Linked DNA regions of Homo sapiens: region 2 is linked to region 1. The links are chromatin loops, found by intact Hi-C in ENCODE. Cell type or tissue: CD14-positive monocyte. All regions are shown on one strand. Each heading gives the region's core, and the rest is flanking DNA. Links, peaks and the distances in the headings are about the cores only. Region 1 overlaps WNK1 (WNK lysine deficient protein kinase 1). Region 2 overlaps FBXL14 (F-box and leucine rich repeat protein 14).

Evidence for each region. Hi-C counts contacts between places; a loop is a spot of excess contacts. Peaks named below come from ENCODE experiments on the same cell type or tissue, not always from the same donor. Only the 100,000 strongest peaks of a DNase experiment are listed, where the experiment ranks them.
Region 2: it touches region 1 in a loop (4-fold over the local background); 2 of 110 quality-filtered maps call a loop at or near these places.

Annotation. Positions count from the first base shown.
Region 1 is chr12:829,025-841,050 of GRCh38, forward strand. It overlaps WNK1 (WNK lysine deficient protein kinase 1), which reads left to right. Exons shown (of 28, transcript NM_018979.4): 4 at 979-1,136. Among named protein-coding and RNA genes, the nearest start is that of WNK1, 82 kb to the left of the region's middle. In CD14-positive monocyte, for the core only: no CTCF peak of the experiment used is centred there; a DNase peak (open chromatin) is centred at 7,287; H3K27ac peaks cover 1,063 bases.
Region 2 is chr12:1,571,196-1,579,195 of GRCh38, forward strand. The region is part of intron 1 of FBXL14 (F-box and leucine rich repeat protein 14); the gene reads right to left. Among named protein-coding and RNA genes, the nearest start is that of FBXL14, 19 kb to the right of the region's middle. In CD14-positive monocyte, for the core only: no CTCF peak of the experiment used is centred there; no DNase peak of the experiment used is centred there; H3K27me3 peaks cover 772 bases.

The sequences.
Region 1 (12,026 bases), core at 2,301-10,300:
ATTTAAAGCTGAATTTCTTTTTTTGCCTTCTTCACAGGAAACATTTCTTTGATTGTCTTTGGCATCCTGAAATCTCTGGCCCAATAGAGTTTTTATTTTCTTTGTTGATTAAATGATAGTGTGCATGCCTGTTTCTTGGAAATGCCTAATAATTTGAGGTATGCAGACCTAATTTTCTGGAAGCATTACAAAACCTAGTCTTGTGGGATCACACACTGTGCTCATAAATCAGTCTGTATTTGGGTTCTATATTTGTGTGTGTGTGTTTGTCTTTTTGCCTGTAGGATGTCCCTCACTACATTTCTTGTGTCTGTAGTAGGCTTATTTGTGTACTGCAGGTGGGATGGTAAGTATGTGAAGAAAAGGGCTCTGGTGAGTGGCCTTTGGAGACAATTACGTTTTATTTCATTTTTTAAAAAATGTATTGAATATCGGGTTTTTCACTGCAAGGCCTTCTTAAAAAGTGAAACTAATTAGATTGAGTGTTAATGCCAAGAGTGTAGCTGTAAATATTAACCCTACAGCTACCATACATTAGTGGGCACACAAGTATTTTGATCTTTTTAAACCCATCATCTTATCTTACAGATGTACCATTATATTTGCTTTGTTCCTTGCATAGTGTCTTTCCTTTTCCTTCTATTTGTTTTCAATATGAATTATATTAGTTTATTATCTTAGCCAAGGTTTTATTTTGGCATATTGTATAAAGAAATTCATTTTACACAGTAAATCAATAAATAGATCCTTGACCTTATTCCAGTTTCATATAAAGGCCTTGCAGTGGAAGATCTTTTATGAGATATTTGATGGAACAGACTGACTGAGAAGATTTCCTTCCTCTTTTCTCCCCCTTTCCTTTTTTCTCCCCATTCCAATTTCTTCTCTCTCACAGGTCAACCCCTCTGCTTCTCACCCCGGTGAGTAACGTCTGAAGCTTCTGCTCGCATTGAGTCTGAATCGTTCTTTTAATTTAAGGTACCCCAGAGTTCATGGCCCCTGAGATGTATGAGGAGAAATATGATGAATCCGTTGACGTTTATGCTTTTGGGATGTGCATGCTTGAGATGGCTACATCTGAATATCCTTACTCGGAGTGCCAAAATGCTGCACAGATCTACCGTCGCGTGACCAGTGTAAGTCTTCCCCTAACTGATTGTTGAACTTGGGGCATATCTAACAAAGAATCCCAAGGTGGATGACATCAAACCATGTAAAAGAGGACAATAGTGGAAGGCATACTGAGTGAACTGTTGGGGTTGGGGGGGTGGTGTTGAGGTATGTGTAAGGCTATTGCTCATGATACAGTGAAAGATAAAGATCAAAGAACCACTAGTTTATCCTGTACCCACCTTGCATTCATTTAAATCTTTATTATGTTTAAAAACACACCCTCATTACCTACTTTTTAACCCCCTATTAATTCAGCTAAACTCCTGTTGTCTCCCACCACATAGGTCAGAGTTAAAAGTAATGTTTTTAATTCAAGATGCTTTGTCAAATTAATTTGTTCACTGACTTTTCTCTGAATGACTTGAGTTGATTTATTAAATCTTATATATTAGTACCTACCATATTTAAGGCATAAATAAATACCTTATTGTAGTTTAAATTACTCATGGTAGTTCATGTCTGCTGACAGAGATATTTTCTACAGCTGTCTAATTGAAACCTGAAAGGTAGTTGTTATGATTCATTTTACTTTATCACTACATGCTTCATTATGCTACTCTAAAATACATTTTCTTACATAACCATATTATGCCTGAAAAAATTAACAATCATTTCTGCATCATCCAATACCCTGAACCTGTTCAGATATTCTCTCCATTGTTTCAAAAATGTCCGTTGACAGTGTTCAAAATAGGCTCCATCAAGGTCCACAAAATATATTTTATTGTTGTAGTTCTTAATCTAGAACTATTGCTTTTACTTTCTTTTTCTGCATGCATGTCAGAGATTTATTGAGAAAATTAGATTATTTCGAGGAATGTTCCACATTCTGAATTTTCCTCGTGGTGTCATTTAACTAGTTTATTCTTCTATATTTCTGTAAGGAGAAGTTTACCTTAAAATGGTTGGGGTAGGTTAACAATGTAAAAATAATTTTGTCTTTTTTACTCGCATTCACCCAAGAGTGTACGTTGTTGTTTTCCAGAGGCTATATGATACTGCACATATGATATTGCAGCAGAGTACATACAGAAGCATATAAAAGAATTCATTTGTAGGGCCGGGCGTGGTGGCTTATGCCTGTAATCTCAGCACTTTGGGAGGCCGAGGCAGGTGGATCCCTTGAGGTCAGGAGTATGAGACTAGACTGGCCAACATGGTGAAACCCCATCTCTACTAAAAATACAAAAATTAGCCAGGCGTGGTGGTGCACCCCTGTAATCCTAGCTACTTTGGAGGCTGAGGCCCGAGAATCTCTGGAACCCGGGAGATGGAGGTTGCAGTGAGCCAAGATTGTGCCACTGCACTCCAGCCTGGGTGACAGAGTAAGACTCTGTCTCAAAAAAAAAAAAAAATTCCTTTGTCTTCCATTAAACCATATATTTAAAAAGATTACAAAAATGTAAAACAATACCAGTCTTATCACTAAATTTTTCTTGTTTTGGAAAATACTGACTTTTTAATTTTAAATATATATTTGTAACATAATGAGTTATAATTTTTAATGAATTAACATTTTTAAACTTTCTCAGGTTTACCATCTGCCACGGTAAATATTAATAGATGTAACACACATAGACAAAATCCCTCTGAGGTCCCCAATAATGTTAATTTTAAGAGTATAAAGGGGTCCTGAGACAAAAGTTTGAGAACCACTGTTCAAAAGTCTTGATAAAATTTAGGCTAAACATTTTTTGCAAGGATACTTAATATGTGGTGCTGTATATGTTATATTGCACCGAGAAGCTCATAGTATCTCATTATTTCATTTTTAGTGATGTAATTTAATTGAATTTTGATATAGAAGATGTAATTATCAATTGCTTATTTAGATTTTGATAGCTGAACAGAATGGAAATGTTTATTTTTAATTTTTTATTTATTTATTTATTTTTTGAGACGGCGTCTCGCTCTGTCGCCCAGGCTGGAGTGCAGTGGCGCCATCTCGGCTCACTGCAAGCTCTGCCTCCTGGGTTCACGCTATTCTCCTGCCTCAGCCTCCCAAGTAGCTGGGACTACAGGTGCCCGCCACCACACCTGGCTAATTTTTTGTATTTTTAGTAGAGATGGGGTTTCACTGTGTTAGCCAGGATGGTCTCGATCTCCTGACCTTGTGATCTGCCCACCTCTGCCTCCCAAAGTGCTGGAATTACAGGCATGAGCCAGAAATGTTTATTATTAAAAACTGATAGGAAACATTTTGCTTTAGGTAGACCAAATTTTACCTCTTCATAAAGGCTTGGGAGAAATCTTTGGAGTCAAAGATTAATTATAATTATTTATTGCTGTGAATATTCCTTCAATATCCTTGTTGTATATTTGTATGTGATTCTGTTGTTGATGGATATGGAGCTACTTTGGACAATTAGTTTAATTTCATATGAAGTTTGAGGTTTCATACCCAGTAAAAATGACAGCTATTGTTTATGGAGAAAGTGTGTAACTCTCAAGTTACTTCTGGCTTTGTAATTGGGATGGTATTTTGTCAGTTATTATTATTAGGTGTATGTCTACAAGTGTCTGGCCTGAGGCCTTACTGTTAAATTTATTAACCTCTTCTTAATACTCACCCAGATTCTAATACACAATATAATTGTAATCCCTGAAGCACTGACTCTCAATTTGGGCTGAATGGGGGCAGGAGAAATTTTTTTATGCCTTCAGATGATTCTGATAAGTACCCTAATCATTATTCTACATTTATGCCCTTAGAAAGCTCATCTGCTTTGCCTTTCAGAGTTCTGTATCATCATTCCCAGTTCATGTCTCTTATTATTCCCCTTTCTTCCCCTGATGCGTTGTAATTTACATTCTCTCTTTTTTTTTTTCCTTTGAGCATAGGGTCGACTGTTTATTGGGTAATTTCCTCCTTTATTTTGTTTAAAATTGTAGAAAACTTAAGAGGTATATTTGATTTCTTGTTTTTTACTCGCTGCTTCCACTACTTCCAGTTTATAAGGTTCTTGCTTCAGAATACCTCTTAGATGCAAGCCTTCTTCATTCCCATTGCCACAACTCTGATTTCACATCTTCCTTACTGCACACCTTGCATTATATTCCAGAAGTAATTTACATTGTGAATTTATTTTTTTATTTCACTTAAACTTGTTGAGCTTTCTTGCTATCCTTTCTTGGTATAAGGAACTTAAGATACCAGTTTGCTGATATCAGAGCAAGTACAAATTCTTAATCTTTGCTATTCTTCATCTTCATCCAAGCACTCTATTTTAGTTAAATCAGTTCTCTTCATTATCTCGCACATATGCCACATCCTTTCCTGTATTCCTATCCATTTGTAAATGTTATATAATACTGTACCTCCACTATAAGCTTTTCTGCTATCCAGTCAATCCATATACTTAACGGTCTTCCTCCATGACATTTTATCTGATTGGTTTCACTGTATAATGATCTTTGCCTTTTCTGAGCTGATTCTTCTCAATTGATATGAATGATAAAATTTTGTTTATTAGTGGTTATTCTACTTATAAATTCATAAATTCAATTAATGTACTTGCTTATTATTTTTATTGCTTTATATTCCTTAAAATATTTTAATCTAGTACATCTGTATAATTTCATCCTTATCTGTAGCACTATCCTAAATACAAAATAAATCTCAGTGCCAGTAAATGCAACATTTTCTGAATCCCTGCTATGTCCCATGCCCAGAGCTTGATACTAAGTAAAGGTGAATAATCATATTCCCTGTCTTCAGAAAACTACCTCTAATATAGAAGATTAATATGTAAACAAAGAATTATAATTACATTATGGTGAGTATTGTAATGGAGACAAGCACTAAGGAGAGTGGAGGAACAATGGATAACCCTGCTATGGATTAGGGAAGATTTCACAAAAAGAGCTGTTGTATGAACTGTCAAAAAGAGAAGGTAGAAGAATGGTGAGAGGCCATTCTAAGAAGCAGGAATAGGATTTACATGAATGCTGAGATGCCAAACACCGTAGTACAATGGAAGGAAAGGCAAATTGATCAAATAGAGTGAAGCTGTTGTCTTGGACAAATCAATTTTTGATCCAAGGACAAATCAATTGCTACTTAGTTTCTCCTGCTCCCAAATCCTGTCTCATCTCAGAGCAGAGAGTTTCCGGTTGGTAATTAAGAGGCAAACTTCTGACTGCTGATATGTGTTTTTACTGCTATTATATTGTTGTATTTTAATGGTGAAAGAGACTTTATCTGTTTATAGGCTTTTGGAAGGAGCAAGAGGAAGAGAGAGAGAAGTAGAAATCATGGTGGGTGGTGGTGGATAGGGTAGAGTAATATCCAGGATTCAATGGGCTTGTGACATGGTATAATGGTAAGTCTTGATAGGGAAGGTTTTCTCCTGAGGTAAGGGAAGCAAGATGGGTTTTGGAAGCAAAGTCTTGGGTTCACATCCTTGCCCTAGTTATTGCCATACGATCTTGAGCAATTCACTTAATTTCTCTGTACTTCAATTATTTTGTTCTCTGTAAAAGAGATACTATTACCCTCTTACAGATTGCTTAGCACAGTAGATAGTACTGGTACTGATAGTAGGCTGTGGTTATTGTCTATGAAATATGAGTTGTCATCTTCTTGGGGGGGTGTGTAGAATGAAAGATGGCCTTTAAGGATGATAAAGGCTTAAAATAACATCTATGAAACTTTGAACTGATTAGGAAATAATAATTGTGAAGCAGCACCAGGCATCCAGAATCTTCCTTTTTAGTATTGATAAACACTATTATGTAAACAATGAATATATTGTTTGTACGCGTGTCTATGTGTATGCAAGTGGAAAAGGGCAAATTTTTACCTATTACATACTTCTTTCTTGTGAATAACCAATAATAGGCTGGGCCTGTAGGCTCACGCCTGTAATCCCAGCACTTTGGGAAGCCGAGGTAGGCAGATTGCTTGAGCTCAGGAGTTCAAGACTAGCCTGGGCAACATGATGAAACATTATCTCTACAAAAAATACAAAAATTAGTTGGCCGTGGTGGTGCATAGTTGGCTGTGGTGATGCATGCCTGTAGTCCCAGCCACTGGGAGGCTGAGGTAGAAGGATCGCCTGAGCCGGGGAGGTGGAGGTTGCAGTGAGCCTAGATTGTGCCATTGCACTCGAGCCTGGACAATAGAGTGAAAGCCTGTCTTAAAAAAACAACAAAAAAACCCACAATAGCTTAGATTGCTAAAGTAGTCCTCAGTTTTCTATATTCTGAATTCTGTGTATCAGGGTTTGAAGAATAGAATAGAAGTTATTGACATAAATGAGTTAGGTTTCATAGGAGAAAAGTTAATTTTACTTGGTGTATTTTCTACTGAATAAGTTTCATCTGTGTATTTGTGAATATTTATTAATTATAAACTGTGACCAAGCACTATACTAGGTATTGGGGATATACCAAGTCAAAAAGTTGTGCCTCACCTGGAGTTTACATTCAGTTTTGTTAAAAAAAAAAAAATGTTGATAGAAGTCAGTAAGTTGGCTGGGCGTGATAGCTCACGCCTGTAATCCCAGAACTTTGGGAGGCCAAGACTGGGGGATCACTTGAGGTCAGGAGTTTGAGACCAGCCTGGCCAACATGGTGAAACCCCAGTCTCTACTAAAAATACAAAAATTAGCTGGGCATGATGGCATGTGCCTGTAGTTGCAGCTACTTGGGAGGCTGAGGTAGGAGAATCACTTGAACCCAGGAGACAGAAATTGCAGTGAGCTGAGATAGCGCCATTGCACTCCAGCCTGGGTGACAGCAAGACTTGGTCTAAAAAAAAAAAAAAATTGATAACTCTATTAGAGTGATAAGGTTTGTGTCTAGAATAGATGGGAGATAAAGGGTGAGAAGCTGAACTAGGTTTATTGTTACAGCACAGCAAATTCAATCATTTCTTTTTGCCCGAAATGTATGACTAGGTACTAATACAATCTGACTTTTTTATTAAAACATGTAATGAAGTAATTAGGGAGGAAATATAAGCCAGTAGATTCAAAACTGAGGGGAAAAATAACAAAAGTTGTAGTGGATCAAAGTAGATTTGTAGATCAACATGCTATATGAGTGATACTGCTAAACAGTAACAGGTGTTTCTGTTATGTGACTCCTGAGCCTTAATTTCCTCATATGATTATGGTAGTCATAACTGCCAGGCCTACTAAGGTTGCGAAAAACAAATCTGTTGAAATTATATAAGAAAGTACATTTGAAAAAGTTGAGAAATATATTTGTTGTATTTGACATATAACTAGATTGACTCTGAAATGTCTTCTATCTCAATAGATTCTTGATGTTTCAGAAGGGTTTGACTTAGGCTTTCTGCTACAAAAGATTGGGAGGATAGTAGCACTAACTGGCTTTCTTAAGTGTAATGAGGCTCATATTTGCACAGAAGTTACAAAATCTGTGATTGTGATATATTCAAGGAATTTTATTTTTAAAAATGCCTCCAACTTTTCAATAAAAAAGTAAATAGATGGCAAATTATTCTGTGTAGAGATGAATATCTAGATATTAAAACTTAAAAGTATGATTCTGATTACATAATCAAGTCATAGGCTTTCAGTAGTCCTTAAAGTCTGCTTTCTATCCTTCAGTGAATTTTTGAAGTTTGTTTATAGAATATTTTGTGCTTATCATATTAAATATTAGAAGACCTTTGGGGACTTGATTGATTCTCTGCATGGCATAACGTGCCAAGTCAGAGTATTAATCAGAAATATTTTTTTTTTGTATGTGCATACTAAAAATGTACATTTAGGTTTTTTTCTATCAGTGTTACTGAATATATTATATACCTACCCATCTAAAGTGTATAATTCACTGGTTTTAGCATCTTCACAGTGTTAAAAGAAAAACTTCAGCCAAATTAAATTTAAAGGCGTTTAATTGAGCAATGAACGATTCGTGAATTGAGCAGTCCCCAGAATCACAGCAGATTCAGAGAGACTCCAGGGATGCCTCATGGTCAGAACAGATTTATAGATAAGAAAAAGGGATGTGACATACAGAAACCAGATGTGAGGTACAGAAACAACTGGATTGGTTACAGCTTGCTGTTTGCCTTATTTGAACACTCAGCAATGTATGAGTGGTTGAAATACAGCCGTGAGGGCTGGGCGCAGTGGCTCACGCCTGTAATTCCAGCACTTTGGGAGGCTGAGGCAGGCAGATTACCTGAGGCCAGGAGTTTGAGACCAGCCTGGCCGACATGGTGAAACCCCGTCTCTACTAAAAATACAAAAATTAGCCATGCGCGGTGGCGGGCGCCTGTAATCCCAGCTACTAGGGAGGCTGAGGCAGGAGAGTCACTTGAACCCGGGAGGCAGAGGTTGCAGTGAGCCGAGATCACGCCATTGCACTCCTGCCTGGGTGACAGAGTGAGACCCTGTCTAAAAAAAAAAAAAAAAAAAAGAAAAGAAAAGAAAAAAGATAGAAATTTGGCTGTTGGGATTGGCCAAGACTCAGCAGTTGTTACGGGCATACTCCTAAGTTAGGTTTTCAGTCTTGTCTACCTGTTAAGTTAGGTTGCAATTAGTCCACACAGACTCAAATTAGAAGTACAAAGTCCTTCTCGGGCCATATTTAGTTTGCTTTAACAACAGGTATGTGCAGCCATCACCACAGTCAACTTTAGAATAATTTTATCACATGATAAAGATATTCTGCACCCTGTAGCAATCACTTTTCTATACAAACATTCCCCCCACTCCTGTGCAACCCCTAATCTGTTTATGTCACTATAGGTTTTTCTATTCTGGACATTTCATCTAAATAGAGTCATTTAATATGTGGTCTTTTATTACTAGCTTCTTTCACTTTGTATAGTGTTCTCAAGGTTCGTCCATGTTGTAGCAAATGTTCATGCTTCATTCCTCTTTAAGTCTGAGTAATATTCCAGTGTGTGTGTGTGTGTGTGTGTGTGTGTGTGTATGTATAAACACAATTGTTTAGCCATTTATCGATTGGTAGACATTTGGACTGTTCCTACCATTGGCTGTTGTGAATAGAGCTGCTACGAAGAATATTCATGTACAAGTTTTTGTTTGAATATCTGTTTTTACTTCCTTTAGATATATACCTAGAAGTGAAATTACCATGTGTATATGCTAATCCTATGTTTAACCATTTGAAGAACTGCCAGCCTATTTTCCAATAGCTGTACCATATTACATTCCCACCATCAGTGTAAGAGAATTGTGATCTCTTCATATTCTTGCCAATCCTTGTTGTTATTATTATTATTATTATTTTGAGACAGAATCTCACTCTGTCACCCAGACTGGAGTGCAGTGGCACAATCTCGGCTCACTGCAGTTTCCATCTCCTGGGCTCAAGTGATTCTCCCGCCTCAGCCTCCTGAGTATCTGGGACCATGGACACACACCACCATGCTGGCTAATTTTTTTGTATTTTTTGTAGAGACGAGGTTTTGTCATGTTGCCCAGGCTGGTCTAGAACTCCTCAGATCAAGCGGTCTGCCTGCTTTGGCCTTCCAAAGTGCTGGGATTACAGGTGTGAGCCACTGTGCCAGCCTGTGTCTTCTGTTCTTAAAAGGACAGCAGTCATTGGGTTAAGGACCCACACTGCTCCTGGATGACTTCATCTTAACTAATTACTTAACTAATTTTTTTTCCAAAAAAATTCATATTGTAAGGTACTAGAGATTGGAACCACAACATATCTTTTTGAGGGACACAGTTCAACCCCATAACAATTCATGGGTTCATTCAGCAAATATTCAAGTCTCTTCTATGTTCCAGACTGTTTTCTAGATCCTAGATATTGAATATTATTGTTATGTCAAACACAGTCCCTGTCTCTAAAGAACTTACCAAGGGAAGGGGAACAAACAAATAAAGCAAACAGTTACAATACAATAGAAAACACTTATTTTAGGGATAGGTACTTAATGAAAGCATGTAAGAGTGGTACCTAATCAAGTTTGGACAGGTTAGGGATATGGTGTTAAAGAATTAGGGAAAGACTAAGATAGTGTTATATATGAAGATGCATGATTTTGAGTATCTTGTCAAGTTTGGAAGTAGGAAAAGGACAAGGCAAGGGATAAGGGACAAAAGGAAAGCTTAGACTTTAATGTAGAGCACTGAGGGGACTGTTTTAAAAGTGGGTAGCTATCATGTATGTCAACACCTACAGACTTAAATTTTAGAAAGATTATTTCTGACTGCAGAGTGGAGAATGGATTTCTGAGGAAAGACTAAATGTTGAAAACTCAGTTAAAAAGGTATTGAAGTAATCTAAGGGAAATGACTAATAGTCTGAAATAAGGAGTTGTAAGAGAGAAGGCCAAAGTGGATGGATTAGAGAGATTTTGTTTGTGAATTAGATTTGAGCTAACCTCATTTGTTTTTTTCCACTTAACATTTATGAAAATAAATGCTCATGTACATATATATACTTAAGATCAAACAATATCAAACCTGATTGTGAGGTTAAATATATAACTTTAGATTTGGGGACTATAAAATTTATAATTTGTATATGAAATGTTTTATATATTTTATTTACTAACTTACCAATCATTACTTTTTTTGAGACAGAGTCTTACTCTGTCTTTCAGGCAGGAGTGCATGGTTCAGTCTTGTCTCACTGCAACCTCCGCCTCCCAGGTTCAAGTGATTTTCCTGCCTCAAGCTTCCTGAGTAGCTGGGATTGCAGGCTCCCACCACCATGCCTGGCTAATTTTTTTTTTTTTTTTTTTTTTAAGTAGAGATGGAGTTTCACCATGTTGGCCATGCTGCTCTCGAACTCCTGACCTCAAGTGATCCGCCCACCTCGGCCCCCAAAGTGCTGGGATTACAGGTGTGAGCCACCACACCTGGCCCATTCTGTCGTATTCTAAATGGAGTAGCAAACTATGCTTCTTGGCCAAATTCAGCCTGGTGCCCATTTTTGTACAGCCCATGACATAAGTATGGTTTTTGGTTTTGTTTTTAATTTTTTGAGAGAAAGTCTCACTCTGTCACCGAGGCTTGAGTGCAGTGGTACAATCATAGCTCTCTGTAGCCTTGAACTTCTGGGCTCAAGTGATCCTCTTGCCTCAGCCTTCTGAATCGCTAGGACTACAGACATGTGCCACCATGTCCAGCTTTTTTTTTTTTTTTTTTTTTGTAGAGGTGGGGTCTCACTATGTTGCCCATGCTGGTCTCAAACTCCTGGCCTCAAGTGATCCTCCTACTTTAGCCTCCCAAAATGCTGGGATTACATTTACGAGTACCATGACTGGCTGGTTTTTATATTTTTTAATGTTTGGGGAAAATGTCAAAAGAAGAGTATTTTGTATGATACGAAAACTACATGAAATTCAAATTTCAGTGTCCATAAATAAGTTTTTCTGGCATACAGCCACACTCACTTGCTTCCATATTATTTATGGCTGTTTTCACACTATAATGGCAGAGTTGAATAATTGCAACAGACTGTATGATACATACAGCCTACAATATTTACTATTAGGCCCTTAACAGGAAAATTTACTTACTCCTGTGTTAAACATATGTCACCAGAACTTTGTAAAACATGTTCCCCTGTAGAGTCCTGTAAGAAATTACTGATCTACGAAAGTAGTGGTGATGTTCTTCTATAAGAATGCGTTAGCCTCTGTATTTGTAAAGACATGAGAATCTTGGTGCAAACAAGTAGCTACTTAACAGGTCAGAAAATGTGTAGGCAGTCTTTTCTCTCTGTTAAGAGTAGAACTAAAACTTTAACATTTTTATTTGCCAAATGCAAACTCAAAAGCTCAGTTGAGAAGAAAATCTTCTTAAATGAAAGATGTCTTTGATAGTAAGTTTAACAGAACCTGGAAAGACTGGTGTCACTGTTTCTGTATTCTCAGTATAGTGTTT
Region 2 (8,000 bases), core at 1-8,000, 740 kb after region 1:
TTTTTTTTGTTTGTTTGTTTTGTTTTTTTGAGACAGAGTTTTTGCTCTTGTTGGCCAGGCTGGAGTGCAATGGCATGATCTCAGCTCACTGCAACCTCTGCCTCCCAGGTTCAAGCGATTCTCCTGCCTCAGCCTCTCGAGTGGCTGGGATTACAGGCATGCGCCACCACACCCGGCTAATTTTGTATTTTTAGTAGAGACGGGGTTTCTCCATGTTGGTCAGGCTGGTCTCGAACTCCTGACCTCAGGTGATCCGCCTGCCTCAGCCTCCCAAAGTGCTGGGATTACAGGAGTGAGCCACCGCGCCCAGCCAGTGTAAAACACTACTTTCTTAGTTAGCAGAGCTTAAGCAACACAGCTCATCAGTTTCATAAACAGAGATAGTGCTTTTGAAAAAGAGACTTGAAATATCCAAATCATACATGTTTTTTATTTGACTTTAAAATGATTACCTTGGGACGGGGACACAGCAGTTATCAAAGAGCGACTTTTTAACAGATGCTGGGGTTTTCCTAGATTTCTCACCAGCAAGGTTACTGCAAGATTGTCCCTATCCCATTTGAAGTCACTACTAATAGCTCAGTCTGTCTTCCTCAAGTAAGAATCAGCTAAGCCTAATGTACTGAGTGTATCAACTCCAGATCTTCCCATCTCCTTGTTCCTCAAATATTGATTGAACACCTACTCTATACCCAGCACTTTCCTGGGTGCAGGGAGTACCAGAATGAAGACAGTTCTGTGCTCTAGTCCCTGGAGACCTCACCACCCATAGCCTGTTATTTCTATGAAGTGTTAAGTTCCTTAACTACAAATTCCCACCAAGGGAATTAGGAGGCTTCACCACCAAGGATGGGGAGGGATGACTGAAACTATGAGAAACAAGAGAAGTGGCAGTCACGTTTACGTGGGGGAGTCAGGAAAGGCTTTGGGGGCAGTGAAAAAAAAAGTAGGATTTACATGCAGATAGGCAAGGATAGAGCATTTTAGGTGACAGTATGACAATCCATGCAAGCTAGTGTTGACAGAGGGAACTTTTTAAATAACTTTATGAGGTATAATTTATGTACAACAAACTGCACTCAAAGTGCACGATACGGTGTGTTTTGACAGATGCATAACCCCATGAAACCAGCACCACAGTCACAATACAGGACACTTCTTGGCTCCCAAGAGTTTCCTACTGTACGTTTGCAACTGGATGCAGGGTATGTTTTAGTGCAGATAATGTGCCCCTTTCAACACAAGAACATTTTGATTTGGCTTTTTTTGTTACCAAGTAAGATGCACCAGGCACCCTGATCTTTAGGTCTGAGTCCATATGCTAGTAGACCCAGGTCCAGGGGGCCCGCCCCATTCCCAGAGAGGCCGTGGTCTATCATTGGAGAAATCGTGACTGCAGAGGTTCAGTCCTGACGCACATACAGGTCGGGGAAGCGGGGGGGCAGTGGAGAGGAAGGCAGGGCCAGGTTATCGAGGATCCCGGACAGCGTGCAGCAGAATTTAGATTTTAACCTATTGGCAAGAAGGAGCCCACTGGAGATTGTGACCGGGAAGTGATAGAATCAGATTTGTACATTAGAAAAATCACTCCTGGGACCTGGGTCAAAATGGTCAAAATGAGAAGTGATGAGGACTGACTTAGGGCAGTGGCGGTGGAGGGGGGATGGAGAGGAAATAATGCGGTCAGAATCCAGAAGGCGGAATCAACAGAGCTGGGACAATCCTTTGGGCACAGGATGTAATAAGAGAGAGAAGAGTTATTCATAACTTCCAGGCTGATTGTGTGGTCAGCCAGGCAGTGCCTTTTATGGAGGCCGTAAATCTGGGTAGGTAGAGTGATTTAGGAGGAAATATGTTTAATTTTGGGCTCCTATGTCTGTGGGATACACTAGTAAGAGATGTCTAATAGTTGGGTCTGTGGGTCCAGGGGTCTGGGCTGAATATTTGAGGGTCTTTAGCATTTGAGTGACACTTCACCTAAGAAAACTGACTCAGAGCCTTCCAGAGTGCAAGGCGCTGTGCTAGAAATGCAAAGGTAAATGCCAGTACTGTCTGGGAGGCATTCTCTGACCCCTAGACCAGGTCAGGGCCTCCTGATTTGGGTTACGTTAGTATCTGGTGTTACATTTTTTGTCTGTCTTCTCCACAATACTGTAAGCTTTGTTAGGCTGGAACTAAGGTCTGTTCTTTGCTGTATCCTCAGCCCCTATCACAGGACAGGGTGCCTCGTAGAAGCTCAGCACATACGTTCAACCTTGTCAGCTGAATGCCACCCCAGCCACGCACGACTAGGGGGTCCTTCTAGGGACAGCAGTGATGTAAAGAGGATGTAACATTGCGGGGCCAGAAGTGCCGATACCGGAGGCTCAGGCAGCTGAGGGGCACAGAGATAGCAATGGGAGGCTGCACAGTGTTCATTCAAGCCAGGACTTAAAGGGTGAGGAAGAGTTCTCCAGTCAAACAGAGAGGGAAGAACATTCTATGTCCATGGGTACAACATACATAAGTGCACAGAAGAGTGAAATGAGGCCGGGCCTGGTGGCTCACACCTGTAATCCCAACACTTTGGGAGGCCAAGGCGGGCGGATCACCTGAGGTCAAGAGTTTGAGACCAGCCTGACCAACATGGAGAAACCTTGTCTCTACTACAAATAACACAATTAGCTGGGCGTGGTGGCGCATGCCTGTAATCCCAGCTACTCAGGAAGCTGAGGCAGGAGAATCGCTTGAACCTGGGAGGTGGAGGTTTTGGTGAGCTGAGATCGCACCATTGCACTCCAGCCTGGGCAACAAGAGCGAAACTCCGTCTCAAAAAAAAGAAAAAAAAAAAAAAGAGTGAAATGGTTGTGTGTGACCAGAATAAGAGGCTGCGATTCAGGAGGATGAGAACTGGCAGGAGATGTAGCTTGGGGTGTAATTGGGACCACTGTAATGGGGTTAGGACTTTGTTCTTTATGAAACAGGAAGTGAGTGGAGACTTTGAAACAAGATAGTCATACGATCCTATGACATTTTTAGGATGAAATCTCTGGGGATAGAATACAGAGATGATGAAACCTGCCCCCTGAAAAATGCAGTTTTCGCCAGCGCCCCAGTGATTCTCCTGTGGGTCATCCAGAGAGCTTACCTGGAGGAACAGCCATGTGGGTGGAGGCTGGGGTGAGAGGAGGCTGGTGGCAGCGGTGTGGATGGAGGCTGGGGTGGGGGAGGCTGGCGGCAGTGGTGTGGGTGGAGCCTGGGGTGAGGGGAGGCTGGTGGCAGCCGTGTGGGTGGAGGCTGGGGTGAGGGGAGGCTGGCAGCAGCGGTGTGGATGGAGGCTGGGGTGGGGGAGGCTGGCAGCAGTGGAGGCACCTCGGGAGGCAGGGACAAGGATAGCAACTGAGTGCTGGTAAAGGCCACCCTGCTAAGTAGCCAGAAAGTTTGCAGAACCTTCTTTTGAGGGATCTGAAGTTCAAGTTCTCAAATGCTCCAGATCCTCAGTGTTCAAGAACCTCAGGAAGCTTCGCAGTCCTGCCTCGTGCCTGCTTGAACAGCTGGATGTGGGCAGGAGGCTGTGGGAGCGGGCCATGCCAGCAGAATCCCGCCTTACTCTGGGGACTTACTCTTGTCACAGCCCCTGGTGTCCTGAGGGTCATTTCAGTGTCATGTGAGTATTACTGTGGCTATTGGAAAGGATTTGGTACGAGTTTATTTGAGAAGTTAGGAGCTTTTTTTAAAAAAAAAAATTATCTTTGATAAATTTAGTAGAATATTTTGAAAGTACTTTTTGGACAGTAATGAATGAACAAATTGCTCCTGAACTAGAAGGAGGGATCTAAACACATCATCTAAGTACAACAGTATGTCTGAAAAATATCTCTGCTTGTCTTTTATTTGCCCTTTAAAGTCTGTGCAAACAAATGTGAACAGCCTCAGGACTCTAAGAATAATATTTTTCTATGGATGTGTATGGACAGATAAACAAAACCCCAAGGGAGAAAAAACTTCTATTTAAATAAAAATAAAGATCCCCTACAGCTCCATCCTCCTTTGCTCACTGGGTTTGCTGTATTTCATTTTGAGATAAAAGTAGTTTGGATGATTAACAGTTGAACAAAAAGAAAGTATTTGTGTCTGTCTAAATCTATCTCTATCAATGTAATCTATCTTATTTCTCTAATCTTATCTATCTGTCTTATCTATCGACCTAACTGTCCATCTGGTTTTGAATATTCCGTATTCCAGCCATAAGTAGTAGATCTTTTGCATCCCTGGGGTTAATGGTTCCTTGAGCAGACACTGACACTGTGCCGTTCGGGATCCCGTGGGGAAAACACCCTCTTCCTCACTGGTCAGTGATACCCTGTGCTCACAGCTCTACTCCCCCTCGGAATCTCCTGTCTGAAGCCCCTGTAGGACTCTGGGATCCTCCGAATCGGCCCTCTCCAGCTCCAAGCACACTGGGATCCTTGCCGCAGGAGGTTGCTGTTGGCTTCTGCCCATGCTGTGGGTCAGGATCTGCAGCCAACAGGCGTGGGAGCTTAGGAAGGCACCTGGTGGTTTCTCGGTAGGAAAATAGTGTGGAGTGTGTGCAATCATGTTTGAGGAAGCGTCATGAGAGGGTCACTGTCTCTGTGGTAGTGTCCTTAGGGAACCGTCTTTGCCTGGATCCTGGGGTCAGGTTTGGCATGAACTCTGAACTTCCTCCCTCCGCAGGATCTTCAGTAGAAAGGTCCTGTCCTGAGGAAATGCTCAGAGGCACTTCTCTTGCTGAGGAAGCCTGCCTGGATGTGTGTTTTTGTCCTCATGGAGATGCACATGACAAATTGTGTGCAATGCCTCAGCACAGCCCAACAGGTTTTTTCTGTTTACACTTAACTAGCCTACGACAGCGGGAGGAAACCTTAAATATTTCCTTTTCTTCCCACAAACGCTTTATCTAATAAAACAAAATTACTGCAGATGAAGCAGGGAGTGATTTAAATCGTCATTTAAATCAAGGACCTGATTTGGTTTGGCCTCCCTGGGGGACCTTTTAGCTTGTGCTATGCTGATAACGTCTCTACAGACTAAACCGACCAGAGCAGAAGGCAGGGTGGCAGTGCCCGTGGTGGGGTGGACAGCGTGGGGGCCGGCAGTGTCAGTCACTGAGTGCTGGGTTGGCCCCTCACTCCTCCATATTTCTGTACCAGTAAAATAGGTTGAAACTGACATCGAGGGCAGCTTCAAGAAGGTGGGGAGAGACCACGAGGGCAGTAATGCAGAGGCTGTCACCCTCTGGAGCTACTGCTCGGGGACTGAGAAGGAATTCAGTCTTGAATACATGTTAACCTCAGTTCCCGCTCCTTATCTGGACTGGCTGGCTCCCTTCTGCGCCAAGAATCTGAAGCCCAGCTCTGTAAAGCAGCAATTCCCAACTATTTTCCCCCTAAAATACACGAGACGCACTCCCATGGGGCCTATCTAGATTGCAGGCTGCGGCACAGATAAATCAGGCTGTGGGTTGGGCGCAGTTCCCAGTAAAACCCCACTTCTTTCTCTCCCACTCAAGAAAGCAGACCTCCATACGCGTAAGTGGGAGATGGTGCTCTGTCGCCCCAGCCCTTGGCGGGGGACTCGGCCTGTAAAAGCTGCCAAATAAATATTTACTAAGTGAAAGATAGCCCTGAATCCACACTAATTTGTATTTTTTTAAAGTCATTCATAAACTTTAGCATTTTAACTATTAGTTAGTAATTAATCCCAATAAACCGGCAGGATTTTGTGATTGTGAAACTGCTGCAATGCGTTGGTCAGCAGGAATATTTGTTAGCATTTTTATGGGCTCTTAAAGTCGTCTTAGCTGTGTTACTGATAAAGCCAGCCACAGGCTTTATCAGTCCTGCCGTTGGCTGTCAGCGCTGCCTGGATAAACTCCTCATCCTTCCCGGGAAGAAACTTCTAGCAATGCTTAAGCAGGAGGCCAGGGAAGAGAGAATCTTGATACTGCCTGCTCACCATAGGCCCTCTGGGGGCCTGCCCTGTGTGGACAGATGCTTCATTTCATGATCGTATACAAATCGAGAGCAAGAGTCTCCTAGCCGCGCTGAGCGTGGGGCACTTGCCACCTCACTGCTGTTGGAACTCTGGAGTTGGGGCCAAAGGATGTAGCCCCTCCTCGGGGGAGGGCAGTGGGGTCAGGTGAAGATTCAAGAGCTCCTCTTTGCCTTGTCATCTAGTTGTCCTATTCTGGAGGAATTTTAAATAAGGATTTAAAAAAAAAAAAGGACTTATGTATTATTTTAAAGAGCAGCCTTGAATAGGCAGGCATATTTTAGTAAAAATAATTTTTTAACCCTGCGGTGTGAAGACTGCCAGTCAAATACAGTGATGGTCATTATCACTCACCTGCCCCCGCCCCCAGGCTGGAGGAAACAGAGTGCAGAGTTAGAATGCTTCTGGAGCATTCATGGCTGCCGGGAGATGCCCGAGAGGACGTTGAGGGCAGGGCAGGGTGAGCAGGGAGCTAGCTCACCTTAGGAGTGCAGAGACCATCCCAAGCAGGGTCTGCAGACACTGACTTCAGGTGACCAGGCATGGAGATGGCAGGTGAAACAGGTAAGTATGCCCCAAAAATGATGGGAAAGAGTGAACTGGGATCACTTAGAAATCGGAAGCAATACAACAAAGGCTAAACATATTTGAGTAGGAGTTCAGGGTAGACACGCTCTTGGATATCAAGAGCATAAACAGAGGAGCTAACAAAAACACTGCAGAGAAGCTCCATCGCCCCCTGTAGTTACCCCACCTAGCGTGGCTGGGAGAAGCTGATACTTCTTTTCTCCGTGGATTCAGGGGCATTTCCCACCTATTTTAGGTATGCCAGTTTGACACAATGAACTTTAGACGTAACATTTCATAACTGCGATATAATTTCCTTCTGTTTTTAGGCCTTGAACAAAATTTTCTTTAATGGGAAAGCACACATTTTATACTGAATTCTAATTATGTTCATCTTGTTTTTTGAATTATTTAGCTACCTCTAATAGAGAGTCTGAAAGATGATTACATTCCACAGTACTAACATTTTCAATGGCCCTGAAAGACGTGAGATGCATTGCTGCTACTATTTTATCAAATTATTGTTTCTAAAATGCTGTTTTACTCTTCTAGTAGGAAGAGTGACTTTTAAAACAATGGATATTGGCTGGGCGTGGTGGCTCACACCTGTATTCCCAGCACTTTGGGAGGCCGAGGTGGGTGGATCACCTGAGATCAGGAATTTGAGACCAGTGTGGTCAACATGGTGAAACCCCATATCTACTAAAAATACAAAAATTAGCCAGGCATGATGACAGGCGCCTGTAATTCCAGCCACTTGGGAGGCTGAGGCAGGAGAATACTTGAACCTGAAGGCAGAGGTTGCAGTGAGCCGAGATCGCGCCACTGCACTCCAGCCTGGGTGACAGAGCAAGACGCCGTCTCTAAAATAAAATAAAACAATGGATAGTTTGTCCAACATGGTATGTTAAAAGCGCAGAGAAGCTGAAGAATGATGATGAAGACTAAAATAACGATGATAAGCAAAGAACTAAGCAGGCATCTGTGCAGTGATTCAGGAGGGGTGTCCATGAGGGGCGGCTTCGGAGCAGCTCTCCCTGTAACTTATCTCACAGTTCCCTCCTCCTTTAAGGAGTCAGACCACGGTGGGCTTTGCTTTAGAGACATGCCACTGTGTGCTTTGTTGCTCGTGACTATCCCTTCACCTTTCTAGAGGTGCTCGTCTTCATGTAAAGTCGGGTGAAGCTTTTTCACTCCTGGAGAAAAGCTCTTACAACATTTTTGGGACAAGGAGCAGGTGTGCCTCAGCGAGCCTGTCATTATCTGGGGAGGGGGCTCCAGATAACACACTTCTACTTGCTTTCTTTAGGGAAACGACATGGTCTCCTCCTGTAACACTCCCCAAAAGAAGTATGAAAGCCGACATAAAATACGAATATGATCTTTGCATTAAGTATTAAATATAATACCTTCAATGTAGT